Linked DNA regions of Homo sapiens: region 2 is linked to region 1. The links are chromatin loops, found by intact Hi-C in ENCODE. Cell type or tissue: Calu3. All regions are shown on one strand. Each heading gives the region's core, and the rest is flanking DNA. Links, peaks and the distances in the headings are about the cores only.

Region 1 (7,906 bases), core at 1,735-6,734:
TGACTGAGGACATATGGTGACAAAAGATCGAGCAAATAAATTGAGTTGGATTCCTGCTTACAAAGAAAAAAGTGTTGGAGAAACTTAGAATCCAATGTTGAATTTTAAAAACTGCAATTCCCACCAAAAGGAGGAAGGAAGTCTGGACATCTAATACTTTTTCAGAACATAAGGACTTGTCCTTTAGTAACCTACATTTGGGAAATGCCATAGGCTGGCACTTTTGCAAGTGAAGAGTTACAGCCCTCTAGCTCCCAAACAACTAAGGCATTAATTAATCTCACCAAATCTTCCTGATGAGATTGCATTCTCAGCCTGGCAGTATTTCATAAATGATATACAGTTCAAGTGGAGAGGGCCAGAAGATACAGACGTCCACTCAACGATCCAATGACAATGGACAACAAAGGCCACTCTACTTGAAGATAGTCTCCAGACATTTTAATCAAACTGAATTGCCATCAAGAGCTGAGGCCAAGCAACAAAACTCCTACATCATCAAGCTAGGCAATGTTCATGTAGGAAATTCACAGGCTAAAAGAGTGCAGACTGAAATCCAATCATTTAATTAAGGAATTACATCACCTTTGCCTGGATAACAGCAGAAAATTCTAGCATTGTATTCACCAAGCAAAACCTCCCAGGGGAATCTGCCAAAACCAAATGTCAAGTGGACTTGTCAAGGTCACACAATGACACAACAGTGAGAGATACAGTGAGAGACTAACTAGACCAGTACAAGAGCAGCAGTTGGTTGGTTCACAGCAATGGATGACAGTTTTACAATACTGTTCCTAGCCTGAGCCTCAAGAACTGAAGAGAGCATCCCACCATCAGCTTGCCAACAACAAATTCCTTTTTGTTTTTCTTTTTTTTTTTTTTTTTTTGAGACAGAATCTTGCTCTGTTGCCCAGGCTTGAGTGCAGTGACATGACCTCAGCTCACTGCAAACTCCACCTCCTGGATTCCAGTGATTCTCCTGCCTCAGCCTCCCAAGTAGCTGGGATTACAAGTGTGCAACACCCACCTCAGCTAATTTTTGTATTTTTTTAGTAGAGATGAGGTTTCACCATATCGGCCAGGCTGGTCTTGAACTCCTGAGCTCAAGGGATCTGCCCACCTCAGCCTCCCAGAGTGCTGGGATTACAGGTGTGAGCCACCAGGCCCAGCCGACCAACCACAAATTCCAAAGTCCCACCAGCTGATTTCCATGCCTAGTTTCCTTTCTGCATAGCTCCCAGAATAAAATATGGTTTCTCTAAAGATTGCCACCACCGTTTCATTAGGAGGCTTACTTACTTACTTAACTTCTTACAAATCACTGCAGAAAAAACAGAGGACAAAAAATTTTAAATAAATGAGTAATTTATACAGTTCTTGGAATCCTATCATCATTGTCTATAATGTAGCGCTGACTCTATTCTTAGTTGCTCTTGCAAATCACTTCTGACTTTGCATTTTCTTTGGTCATTTAGAAGGTATCTAGTTTGCACCCTTTTACAACACACTATTTGTGGGTGATTACATCAGCCATCTGTTTTAGCTCATGCAGGACCTGGTTTCAAGAAGGGCCTCTTCTTAGGGAAGACCTGAATATGCAAGACAACACAATAAGTATTAATTGATGTCACTGGCTCCTTTCTTGTTCAAGATGGTAATTGAATTTGAGAGACATCATAGACTGAATATTCTCCTCAAAATGGCCTTTACACTACATTCTCACATGCCAATAAAGCAAATAACATACACTTTGAGTTGCTGAACAATATGTTGTATATAGATAGAAATGTCTATGACACTATGTATAGATAAAGTTTAGGAGTGGTCCACTCTAAAGTTTAGGAGTGGTCTGCAGAAATCCATTACATTTAATCATGTAACCGTAAGCATACATTTCTAAGCCAGAAATAACGTGAATTTACACGTGCCTTTCTTATGACCCAGCAATCTTGATACTAGTTTTTATGTGAGAAATGAAAACATATGCCCACAAAATATCTTGTACAGGATTATTTATAGCAGCTTTATTCATACTAACCAACAATTGGAAACAATCCAAATATTCATGAACAGGAGATTTGAGAAATACATTGTGGTATATTCATACAACTGAATACTGTTCAGCAATAAGAAGAAACAACCTTGATACACGCAAGTACACAGTTGAATCTCAAAAACAAAACATGATAATGGGTGAAACATGCCAAACAAAAGTGCATTCTACATGACTTCCTTTATGTTAAATTCAAGAATGAGCAAAACTGTTCTATAGTGATAGAAAACATAAGTGTGATTGGCTAAAGATGAGGAGAGCTGGCTGGAAACAGGAGGGAGTTTCTGGGGTGATCTCTTGATCAAGATATATACAATCATTGATCCATGTACATAATATTCATGCATTTCAATCTGTAAATTATACCTCATTTATGAAAAATGTTTAACAAAACATAATATTGGCATATTTGGAAAATATATCCTATAACCCATATGCGTCTGTATACACTCTATGTAAATAAGTTCACTTTGTGTTATTAAACAGTAAGTTCATCATTAACTCTGTTTTCCTGAGTGTCCCTGTCTCCGCCAGTTAAAGTAGCATCACAACATCTTGGCAGTCAATCCTACAGTCAGGAAGAGCTAAAGACCCTCAGGTGATACTTCAAGCCCTTCCTATCTATGCACACTAGCAAATACAACAAACCTAATTAACGGAAAGAAAAAAAAGGGCTTCAAGCATACTTCAGAATCTACCAAATATTACCATAGCTTTGAGTGCATCTGAAGCACTCCCCCAAATCCACCAACTTAAAACTGAAAAAGAGGAAGAGCTGGAGTTGCCAGCATTCAATAAATCATTAAATACTGTCAGCATGGTTGTCTGCTTGGGATGAGCTCTAAGCCTTGATTGAAATCTCTCCAATAAATCAAATGGAGCAAGGTGATCTTTGTAATTGCCCATAAATAACATTCTGCCCTTATATCTTAGACAGAAAACTAGAATTTGAGACCTGCTGGCAATGAGACAAGCCTCAGATGTCAATGCAGCACACACATCGGGGTGCCAGCCTTAATATCAGAGCAAGTCCAGATTTGAAGAAAATTGTCACAATTTTAAAAACAACAAGGACCGTCAAACTGTCAATGCTAGAGAATATTCTCACACAAAGCAAAATAGGATTGGCTATAATGCTTTCACACCTGCATTCTTGAGTCTAGTCCCTGGAAAGGTAATAAGTGCTGAGAAGGATGGGAATAGAAGAGAATCCAGAGAAACACATACCGGAAGGACCATGGCATTCCCCATTGGCCAGATTTCATAATTGGGATAACTATGGTGACTTTTAGTCGCAATGCAAATGCACTGAACATTTTCACTTGTATTCTCTTTTGTCAGCTCCAATGACTCATACGTTTGAAAAGCTAAAGTTTGTGGAAGCCTCATTTCCCACCGATGAGGTGATATGGGCTTAAATGTCATCATTGAGCAAACTGTGTCGCTCTTTAACTTCCTGGTCAGGACCCAGCCACTCTCGATCTTTCCAGGTAATAGCAAAATAGAAACAAAAACAAAAAACAGAATCTTAATTAAAACTATTATTTCCTTTAATATGAGAAACAAAAAGAGTGCTAACCAATTAATGAATTTAGTATTTGCACTCTGCTTAAGTATAAATGCCTAAATTATTTTTGTGAAGTCAAGTTAGAAGCCCTAACCTATTTATGAAATAAGGTTGTTGAAAATTAGGAAGTGAGTTATCTTCCTAGAAGGTCATTATACCAAATGGTATTGGTGCCCCAGTAACGGTGACCTGCTGCAGGCAGCTGCCAACTCCCTGTCTGTGGGCTTTCTCTCTGCTCCCACCAAACAGGGCTGAAATGCTGGTGAGTTCATACCTCAAGAAGCAGGCTTCGGCTAAGGAGGAATGAGAGTTAATAAATAAATACCCCAGCTTCTCACCACTTCCGAGGGACAATTCTGAAGTGTGTTCTACACTGCCCCCTAAAGGTTCCCAATGGAATTGAGCCTTGTCTCCCCCTGGTGTAGCCTGTCATTAACACACTGTTGGTCTCCTTCCCTTTCTGGTCTCAGCACCTTACTTCCCTGTAGGTACTTCTTGCAATCACAATTGCACATAATTGATTTGCATCTCAATCCTAGACTCAGGGTCTGTTTCTAGGGAAACCCAAGCTTTGATGCCACAAGAGGATTTTATTAGACCAAAAAGAGCTGCACAGATCTTGATAAAAGCTCCCTGTGATTCAGGAAATATAAAAATAAGACTTCCCCACCAGCTTCTAGGAAGTATACACTGCTCCTTCGATAGGCCAAAAAGGGAGAAGTCTGGACTGACATTCTAGTTACGGAGCGTTGGTGGATTGTCAAGTTGTCTGACATTAAGTTTGGAAAGATAAGGGAAATTATTTTTCTCTCAACTATGCAAGCAAAAAACTTAAAATAACTCCCTATAGTGTTAACCCTACTTAGAAACAGATGAATGGCATGCCAGCCTAAAGCCAGTTGTTTGCCCCATGCCTCTTAGAGAAAATTTTAATAGCAAACCTCTGTCAGGGTTTTTCTTTTCCCATTCCTGCCTCTGTTAGTCAGCCTATCAGATATACATGACCATTTAATCCATCAGCATAGTTAATGGATTCCTGAGATCCTTCACTCGTATTTGGAAGTGTCAAGGACACTTTGTGATGCCTGTGGAATTCAGGCTGGAAAGATTCACAGCGGCATGTTGGAGGTGGACAATGAAGTTCTGGCACTTTCTATCCCTTCGAAGAAGAAAACTAGCCTTTCAAGTCTGCAAGACATAGGGACAATAGACCCTTTGGGGCAGTCTGGAGGAGACCCTTTTTTCAGGATTTATACTGGGCAGTGTATCTGTGTGGGAAGGAAGGTGGACTGAAAGGTGAAAGATGCTGGTGCTGGCAAGCAGTGTGACATTGGTAGGTCAACTTGATCTTTCCTCCGCCTTGGTTTCTTTCCCTCTGAAATGAAGGGAAGGAAAGAAAGAATTTTTCAGCTCTTTAATTCTAGTCTCTAAGAGTAATGCTAATTTATTATTCAGGTCAGTGATGGTAATTGTTAAAAAAAAAACAAAAACAAACAAAAAAAAAAAACGGCTGTAATAATCTCCTAGGGCTTGAATGTGTCCTAACTGATGGATACTGGTTTGGGAAATTGTGCTTTTTGTAATTCAAAGTCCCCTTAGCTAAACTCTTTAAGGAATTCCTGTAATAGCCTTGCTGGTAAAATTCAGAAAGTATCTCTCTCTTTCAGCAAAATAAATTCAGAACCTGGGAACATAAAATGAAAAGGAAAAAATGTTCAAGACTTTCAAGACTTTACCAGGAAATGAAAGTTAAGACAATAAAGTTGCAAGTAGTCATTTTGAAAGAAAGTGTGTTCTCATCACCATGCCAGTTGGAAACATACATACTTTTGAGCCCCAACCACTAGTGGTGGGAGCAAACAGTGTTTGGGGTAGAGATGGGGCTTTAGTTCTAACCGTAATTCCCAGTCTCCCCATTATTTCTTAATGTCAATATACACGTTCTCAGGTTTCTTACTGATTATGTAAATTACTTTTCAAATCAACTAAAAGATACTCATCTTCTGCCGGGCGCGGTGGCTCACGCCTGTAATCCCAGCACTTTGGGAGGCCGAGGCGGGCGGATCACGAGGTCAGGAAATCGAGACCATCCTGGCTAACATGGTGAAACCCCGTCTCTACTAAAAATACAAAAATTAGCCGGGCATGGTGGCGGGCGCCTGTAGTCCCAGCTACTCGGGAGGCTGAGGCAGGAGAATGGCGTGAACCCGGGAGGCGGAGGTTGCAGTGAGCCGAGATTGCGCCACTGCACTCCAGCCTGGGGAGAACGAGACTCCGTTTCCAAAAAAAAAAAGAAAGATATTCATTCTCTCCTTACCTCACTCCTTGTTTCTCTACAGTTTGCTATACTTACAATTCCTCACTGTAACACTTCTAAACATGGAATACCTCAACCTGTCCTCCTTTCACAGATGGAGAAAGTAAGTTTCAGAAGTACTAAGTAAGGAATGTAGCCAAGATGCAAACCTATGTGGGCCCAAATCATATATAATATTTTTCTCCTTTAAATGTTATTCATTTTAATTATTGCATATATAGTAATGTTCATTGTAACACAAAAAATAGAAGATGTATGAAGAAAAATATGAAAATTATTGTCTAACTTTAGAATCTTGATCTTTGGAAAGATGTTTATGACATGTTAGTCTTTTATTTTTATATTTTTATACAGATGCACCTTGGCTTACTGTGGGGTTATGTCCTGATAAAGCCATCATAAATTGAAAATATTAAAAGTTCATTTTTAGCTTATAATATTTTCAATTTATAACAGCTTTATCCAGACATAGCCCCATTGTAGGTGGAGTAGCATGCTGACTGCATATTGCTTTTGGACCATTGTAAAGTTGAAAAATCGTAACTCAAACCATTCTAAGTTGGGGACTGTCAGTACAGTCATATATGTCTGTCCCTTACTGGCCAAACTTCTGCAGATATTATCCTAGAATTTCTGCTAATTTTTCTTCTTCTGCATTTGCACATTTGATGAACCAGGGGTTTATTTTTTATATGGTAATAAGATAGGTATCTAGTTTTATTTTCTCTTCTATAGATAAGTTACCAAATAAAGCATCTTTTTTTCCAGTGAACTGAAATCCCACCTTTGCCACATTTCTGGTTCCCATTTGTACTTGGTTCTATGTCTGGACTATTCTATCCATTGACCTCTTTGTCTGCTCTAATAGTGAAATGTTTTGATTGCAGTGGCTGTAGTAGGCTGAGAAATGCCACCTCCCCCACTCCAAAAGATATCCACACCTTAATCACAGGAACCTGTAAATGTTACCTTATTTAAATTTATAAAAAGCTTCTGTAAATGTGATTTTGAGGATTTTGAGATGAGAAGATTATCCCGGATTATTGGCATAGGCCTTAAATGCCATCACAAAATATGTGCTTATAAGAGAAGACAGAGGGAAATTACAAAGACAGAAAATCACAGAGGCAGAGACCAGAGTGATGTAGCCACAAGTAAGGGAGTACTAGAAGCCAACAGAGGCTGGAAGAGGCAGGGAACGAAAGACCTCCTAGAGCCTCCAGCACAAGCATAACCTTGAGGATTCCTTGATTTCAAACTTCTCCAGAACTGTGAGATAATAAATCTCTGTTGTTTTAAGCCAAGTTTGTAGTAATTTACTACAGGAATAATAGAAAACTAATATAAGAGCTTTTTACATTTTTAATAAATGTTAAATCACATGTCTAGTCATTCCTTTTTCAAAATCTTGAATTTTATTTAGTCTTTCAATGGAATTATTAATTATTTTGACCAAGTCCAATTCAGATTAAGATTGCATTATATTTATATATTAAATTGGGATAAATTGGTATTTTTATGATATTAGTCCTCCCATCCAAAAATAAGGTATTTTTCAAAATCCCTTGTTTGATATACTTGAGTAAGATTTTATAATTTTCTTCATTTCTGACATATAACTAAAAAAAATGAGAAGGATATAAGTATTTTATTATTTTGTTACTAGTACAAATAATTTCTTCCCATTTCTAACTTGGTTATTCTGTTATAGAAAGAGGCTGTCGATTTTATGTATTTATCCAGTCCCTCTCACCCCCAATCTCTATGTTCTCCTAATTATTTTAATAGTTGCTTATAGTTGCTTTAGTGGAGTCTGTTTAATTTTGTAAGAATACAATAACTGAATCTCTTCCTTTGCTGTATTTATGCTGATTATTTTATTTACTATTTTCATTGCATCAATTAGCACTTGTCAAACACTGTTCAATTTCCATAGTAATAAAAGTCATCTCTAATTTTTCCATATTGT
Region 2 (7,906 bases), core at 1,504-6,503, 170 kb before region 1:
TTACCTCTTGGTGGATTGTGAATATTGTTGCTATGAACATTGATGTACTAGTATTTGTTTGAGATCTTGCATTAATTTTTTCTGAGTATATACAAAGGAGTAAAATTGCTTCATCATATGGCAATTCTATGCTTCATTTTTTGAAGAATCATGGCAAAGAATTTAAATTGACATTTCTCCAAAGAAGGTACAAAAATGTTTAATAGGCACATAAAATGGCTCAACATCATCAGGCATAAGGAAAATGCAAATAAAAAACACAATGAGATGTCACCAAACAATCAGAATTTTTTTTTTAATGAAACTCAACAACACCTACTACTAAGGAGAAGGTGGAGGCAACTGGATCCCTCATCCATTACTGGTGGGAATGTAAAATGGTACCGACACTTTGGAAACAGTTTGCCATTTGTTATAAAGTTAAACGTATATTTGCTATATGAGGCAGCAATCCTACTCCTGGGTATTCACCCAAAAATAATGAAGACATATCCACAAAAGACCCGCACAACTATGTATATAGGAAGCTTTATTCATAACACCAAACTGAAAATAACCCAATGTCTCTCACTTAGGAATGGATACAACACTGTGATACATTGATGCAATGAAATACCACTCAACAATAAAAAGAAATGAACTACTGATATACACATAAACAGGGATGAATCTGAAAAACATTAAGCTAAGTAAAAGAAGAGCTAGACCAAAAGGCTGCACACTGCATGATTTCCTTTATATGACAGTCTGGAAATGGAAAAACTACAGGGACAGAAAACATAACAATAGTAGAAGATGGAGGTGTAGGACTCTTTGAGGTGATAGAAATATTCTATATGGTAATCCTAGTTGTGGCCATATGGCTACACTTTTGTCAAAACTCCAAGAACTGTCCCTATAAAATGTGAATTTTATTACATATAAACAATACCTTAACATACCTAACAAAAGAAAAGAAAAATCCTCCAGAAACATAACACTACATATGTGTTCCTGTATCAGTGCATTAGATATTTTATTTTCTGTCATTTTTTCTCTCCAACAGAAAAGATAAACACTGAGGTGGGAGAGCAGTGGCTCTCAGATGCTGTAACTGGACTATGCCTTAAATCTCATTTTCACAAAAATGAGCCGAAATAAATGATACACTGGTGACTTGGCGGCACAAAGAAGAGAAAAAGCAGACAAAATAACATGACATGATTTCATTTGTTGAAATTTATGAAGTAATTTATTTATAATGATTACAGCTGTGTAAATACCCATAATCAGGCTTACAAGGGCCTTATGCAAACTCCATTCTTTGTGCATCCAATTTTCTCCCTGAGAACGTGAACCCAGGGGAGTGGAACGTACACAAGAAGCTTGAAAGAGCACAGACTTTCAGGACAAGACTCAGCCAGCACCAAAACATACTGCTTGGTAGATTACCAAAGCTAAGCCCAACTTCCACTTGAAAATGTAACTCAAGACACATTTACTATATAAAACTCGAATTGCTTACTGCTTATAAGCCTCTTTGAAAATGTCAATATTGCTTATCAGTGTTTGAGATTATAGGAGAGAATGAAGCTAGGAAAAATGTGTTCTGTTTGGTGCTTTCATCATACACTATTTTCTTCCGTTCTCATCAGCCTATAATAGAGATTTATGGGCTCCATTTAGTATAATAATAAACAAATTATCTTTAAATCAAGGATCAGCTGTTTGAGTTGAACAGATAACATCTGCTGCAAATCATATAGTGGGAGCAGACCTAGTCTGAGTTATACATACCCTCCCTTCTCTTCCTTATCCCCTTTGTTGCCTGCCCTGTTGTTGTTCTTATTTTAATGCCAGTCAACATCCCATGGCTGATTTGGGAGAGAGAGGTGGAAGGAAGAGGAGATCATCTCAGGCAATTTACCACCATCAAAGAAGTAGAATTCACCACATTCACACTGTGAATGCATTACCATCTTTTACTTTAGATGATACTGACAATCTGTGAGATGAAGAGAAAGAAGAGTTTCAGGGTAAGTGGTAGCTAACAGTTGAGGTAATTGTTCGAAAAGTATTGCTGATTACCTTAAATTTTCAATAAGCTATCTGCTCTTTAAGCTATAATCCACCATTCTCATATCTAAAAGTCTGCAACATCCTTGCATTAAAGGTGTCTAAAAACTGTATGGTTCAGATCTTTGCCCTCTTCATTATTAACTTTAACCAAAGATTGATTTTGAAAGAAAATAAAATATCACAGGCAGAAAGTTTATGTTATCTCTAACTTCATTACTCATACTTGGGTCATTTAATGTATTCGATCATTATTTATTTAAAGAACATAAAGCTGGTGTGACTTGTGATCTGTAGAATATAACAGATATAACAGATCTAACGTCCAGTCCACTCTTTCATTTAACAGGTATTGGCTGGTCACCTCCCAGGCTGGTTGTGAGAGATGACAGTCAACAAGATAGGTGAATTGCACATCCTTCATGGAATGTAATATTCTAGAGCAAACAGGGAAATAAGAGCAAAACATATACAAAGGAGGTAAGAAGAGAGCAAGGTGAAAAATCAAAGAAATATGTAACCAAGTAAAAAAGACAATGGCCTGAGACCTAAGAAAGATTGAGTTCAGGAGACAACCTGCATCTCCCTCAATTGCTAATGCCTGAAAGGCATTGGTATGGTATAGCTTTACAGCTGGAAGGGTAGAGAGACAACTGAGTCTATGTAAAATGGTTCTTCATTGTACATATATTCTACATATAAGAATAGCAGGTTCCAAGAGAAAATCCAGGCTACTCCAGGCCACATACAAAGTTTTGGGTGGGCACCTATGCCCTCAGCACACTGCAAGAATTGAGTAAAATTTGGAGTCATCTCATGCAATGGATCTTTGTGACACCCCACTTTCTTTCTCCCCCACCTCTAAACTTCTTTTGAATTCTTCTGCCAACTTTGAGACAATTGCTTGTGGAGTCATGCTCACCATTGCTTTGGAGAAGTCTTCTAGACACAGGCTTTAAGCCTGTCTAACCACCTCCATCCTGTATTTCTCCGGGTAGTCCTTTGTGGCTCAGAGGAACAACATCTTCAATGATTGCATCTGCTGACATTGGCATAGTATGTCACTGGACACAGAACTCCTTAATGGACAATATTGCATTTGATTCTCATAATATTGCTAAGCAGATATTATTATTTCCACATTATAAAAGAGGACTTAGGCCTTGGGAATTAGGCCACATGGTCTATCCAAGTTCATATACCTGCTTCTAAATGGCAAAGCTGTAGCTTAATTCCTGGCAGAATGACTATCTGTTCTGTTTACTCTGAACTAAGGGGGTCCCAGGAAGTGGGACTTTTAGTGCTAAAACCAGAATAGTCCCAATCATCCCAGGTCATTTGGTAACCATACTACCAAATCTATTTAATTTCATGTTTAGTATATGAGAGCAGGACTCTGGGGTTTGCTCTTTCCCCAGGTTCTAGGGCAAATCATTTTAATTGGCCAGTGATCCCAGAGATATATAATGAGTCACCACCCCTGCCACCCATCTGACTCCGGCAGCTGTGTTTTTCAGTGCCACATGGTTGGATGGCCATGCTTTGAAAATACAAACCTAACAACAAGATATTAAACTTTAAAATAGCAGAGCAGGCTCCAAATATTCCTGTCCCACCCACTTTTCAGCAGTTCCTGGGCTCTTCTTTGCCTAATGGGAGCATTGGCTTGAGAAGAGGAAGCGAGTTATTTTTAAAGTTTTGCACACATCTCATCAGAGTTTGTGACAATGCACCATTCATGCTGGGTTAATCATTACTGTGGGTGTCCCAGGAGTGACAGTGAGCAATTTTATGAAAACTTTATAGTCAGTAACATTACTCCCACGGCATGGCAGAGAAAGGAGCAAGGCAAAGCTGAACAGCTCCTCCCTGTCACTTGAGATTGAGGAAAATGCAACACTGACAAATATCAAATTGTAAGGACAGAAAACGAGTAAGCTCCTTTTGAAACAATTTTAATGGAATTATACAAAGAAGTTAGAAAGATGACTAGAGAAAGCATTCTAGATAAAAAGTATTTAATTAGTTTTAAAGTTTTTAAGTTGTATATGTTTTAAAATATGTAAGAAAACCATGTTTCTCTTAATAACAACAAAGAACATTATGTTGAAAATCTATAACATGTCAGATACTCCTCTCAGGATTTTACTGTATTGATTACTTACAATACTTGTATTAAATCATCATCGTATTAAGGAGTTGAAGATACTTTGTGTATTGCTTCCATTTTCACAGTTGGGGAAACTATACACAGAGTGGTTCAAAAACTAGAACAGAAACACATTCAGTGCAAGATGGAGCTGGGATTTGACCCCAGGCTCTCTGACTCCAGAGCTGATATGCCTAAGCACCACACTACATTTCCAGGGTACAAAAAATTTCTGTCCACCACGACTGCTACTAAAATCTCCAGATATTCACAGACATAAATAAACTATGAGCAGAAGAATAGTTTGCTTATAGGAGAAGATTTGAAGTACAGCTCTTTGGCAGGAGGGTGAAGCCCTGTGACTTGGTTCTCTCAGTGTTTCCTGATAGTGAAATTCAATCAAAAAGGAGCCTGCCCAAATGCTCTTATTTGTATTTAATTAAAAATTGTTCTCTATGAAGCTTTTCCTTAGAATATATACACATGATTTCTAGATTAAATAGTAGCAAAGTAACTGAGCCTGCCATGTATTTTTCTATCTTTTATTAAAATACCCACAAATATAAACAAATTAAAGAAAAAAACAACACTGGAAATAACAATGCAAACGAAAGTTAAGAGAAGACCAGATGCCATGTGGGAAGGGAATTTCTACTAACTACAACCAAAATGGGTTGGGTTAGGGACTTTAATTTTAAACTACACAATACTTGCTCTATACTCAGAGCAAGTTCAAAATAGGCCGAGAGAAGACAGAAGAAGACTGATTCATTCTCACTCTTTGTATTACATCCTAGATGAAGGGGCTGCGTGATTCTGAAAGATGGGAAGCCATGTCCCAAAAGCTAAGAAGTCATGCCCTGAGCTATCCTGAGGGTTCTCCCTCCACCTTGGGCCCCACCTGCATCTTTTTTACTTCGTCCTCAGGAAACTGTGGCTTCCAGCATGCACTGTGGCAGAAGGTAGAGTGGGAGGCTTAGAGACAGGTTGTGTCCTGAAATGTTTAGTTATATAAGGGTAAGCCTTGGAAGACAGGGTAGAAATGGAAAGAACCCTGCCCGAGGACCTTCAAGATGAACCATTTTGGGTGTGAGAGTGGAGGAAAGTAAATTGGGAGAGGTAGAAAAGTGTTTGAATCTATCTCTGGCTTGGTTTGATGCCAGAAGGAAAAGGTAGGCCATAAAGCCAGTCAACCCCCATTTTAATTGGAAAACATTTGAACTCATCATGCAATATCAGCTGTTTTTCCTTTAACATATAGGATTAAAGGGAAAAAAGTTTCATAAAAATATATACATATATGAAAAATGATTCTAGAATTCACAACAAAATTTGGAGAATATATCTTCATTTCTTTCCATGAAAGAAGGCAAGTAATCAATAAACTGAAACTGGGAAAATAAGTACAATTCTCAACGAGGGGTATCAAAATAGATTCAAGAAAGTCTGGCTAAAATAAAATTTAAGAATAAATGGAAGTGGAAAATTCAATTTTAAATAAAATAAAGATTAAAATAAAGATCAATAAAGAGCATTATGGTAACTGCAGAAAATGAAAGCACTGAGGATCTTGCAGTCCAGAGAAGACAAGCAGAGGAAATGATGCCAGCAGTACAGTGGACTAAGCACCATGTTAATCCTATACACAGAATGATATAAAAGCACAAAGCCAGGCACTTGACTCAGTCTAAGTCTTCCTGGAAGATGCTACACCCAAGCTGAATCTCCAGGGCTGAGTAGGAGTTACTCACAGAAAGAACATAGCTGATAGAACTGATAATACAAACATAGCAGGGAAACAAGAAGTGTTTTATACATGATGAATATTGCTAAGTCATAAATAGTAAGCTAGGGAGTGGTGAGAGATGAGACAGTAAAAGGTAAGTAAAGGCAGGCCATAGATTCTTTCTTATGTAAGGAAGTAACCTTTAGTAGGTGTGAAGCAGAGAATGGAATGATAATATTATAGACCGCTGGGAAGGTGTTTGGAAATATAGAATTTAAGGAAGCAAGAAAAATTAAAGAACAGGAAGTAGGCTGTGAAAGTGGTCCCTATTATAAATAATGGCAGCCTGAATTCATGCAAGAGTATCACAGATGGAAATTGGGAGTTGAATTCAAAAAAAGTTAAGGAGATGATATTCAGGGTTTATTAAAATCCTTGATGTTTGTCTAGGGGAGGCTTTTAGCTTGGGACATAATTAGTTCCAATAATCACAAATGGGCCTACAGGAGTAGAGACCCATTGGAGGGGAAAGAGGAGTACAGTTTTAAGCAGTATGATTTTGATATTCTTCTTGGCATCAAGAAGGCATATTGAGCAAGAAGTTGAATATATGACTCTAAAGTCTAGGAAAGCAGTCAAGGCTAGATACAATTTTGTGTGTCACCAACACATAGAAAATGTTTAAACCCATGAGAATGAGTAAAACCATTGGAGAGAAAGCAATGAGAAGAGTAGTGAACTCAGGACAGCAGACTGAGAAACACCAAGTACAAACAGAAGGCAGAGAGATCCTAAACTGAAAGTAAAAAATAAGTCAAAACATCCAGGACCACTAGGGATGTATGGGCTGCAAACGTCAAAGAGGTGTTACGTTTCAAGAAGAAGAGGGCAATTCGTAGTGTTATATGTAGCAAAAGCAAGGGGTGGTAGGTAAGGGGTACCGTAGTCTTAGTATCAGGAGATGTCCAATGACATTAGCAAGTGGGCTTTTCAAAGAGGAGTGAAAAAGAAGCCCAGACTCAGTGGCTTAAGTTAGCTGATAAGGGGAACGTGTTTGGATAGAAGAACTAGAAGGAAATGTGGGCTCAAGAAAAAGCATTTTCAGAAGGAAGGGGACTTAGCCAAATTTATAAACTCTTCTGAAGGAATTATTTGGAGGAACAGGTCAAAGGTAAACTTGATGGAGCAGTTCTAAGAGGAAGCAGGAGGGGAAAATATAATGCAACCTCATATCTGTTCCTGCAGGCTTAGATTTAGCTCTCTGCCTGTTCTCAGAGCAGGGTGTCCCAAAGTTTAGTATGCATCAAATTACCTGGAGTCCTCACTAAAACACAGACTTATGGCCCCAGACCCAGAGATTTTTATTTAGAAGGTCAAGGCTGGACCCAAGAATGAGTTGTTTCTAGCAGCTTCCAGGTGATATTGATGCTGCTGATCAAGGAGCCACATGTTAAATGTTTTTCTTTTCCTCAAAATTATGCTTTTTCCTCCTCTGTGCCTTATTCACCCTGTTCTATCTGAAAGGTCATCTCTAATATTACCTACAGTTTTCTTTCAGCTCTCTAACATTTTTAACAAGTGCTATGTCCTTCATAAAGTCCTTTGCAGTTTATCCCAAGTAGATGTTGATGTCCTACATCTATCTGTAGGACCACATTGTTATATATTTGATAACTTCTTTTTCCCAGTATTTTTCATTATGGTTATGTGTCTACTTCTCATCACTTCTGATAAACTATAAGTTCATCGAGGGCAAGGATTATCACATCTTTTTTGCAGTCTGTCTCACATGTGACTCTATCTGAACTGCAAGCTAAAAAAAATTGCACACATGATGTTTAGAATGCAATTATCAGCCTATTCTATGAAGCCAATTTTGCATTTCTAATTCAGCTGGAAGAAGGCAACTGCTGTGTCTGCAACAAAAACATTGTAGCAAGCTGAAAATTTATGTTTCTAGGACAAAGATTCTCAAT

Evidence for each region. Peaks named below come from ENCODE experiments on the same cell type or tissue, not always from the same donor. Only the 100,000 strongest peaks of a DNase experiment are listed, where the experiment ranks them.
Region 2: it touches region 1 in a loop (2.3-fold over the local background); 1 of 110 quality-filtered maps calls a loop at or near these places.

What each region holds. Positions count from the first base shown.
Region 1 is chr20:12,008,551-12,016,456 of GRCh38, reverse strand. No RefSeq gene overlaps it. Among named protein-coding and RNA genes, the nearest start is that of BTBD3-AS1, 94 kb to the right of the region's middle. In Calu3, for the core only: a CTCF peak has its summit at 4,032 (motif pointing left); a DNase peak (open chromatin) is centred at 3,996.
Region 2 is chr20:12,173,735-12,181,640 of GRCh38, reverse strand. No RefSeq gene overlaps it. Among named protein-coding and RNA genes, the nearest start is that of BTBD3-AS1, 260 kb to the right of the region's middle. In Calu3, for the core only: no CTCF peak of the experiment used is centred there; DNase peaks (open chromatin) are centred at 3,550 and 3,840.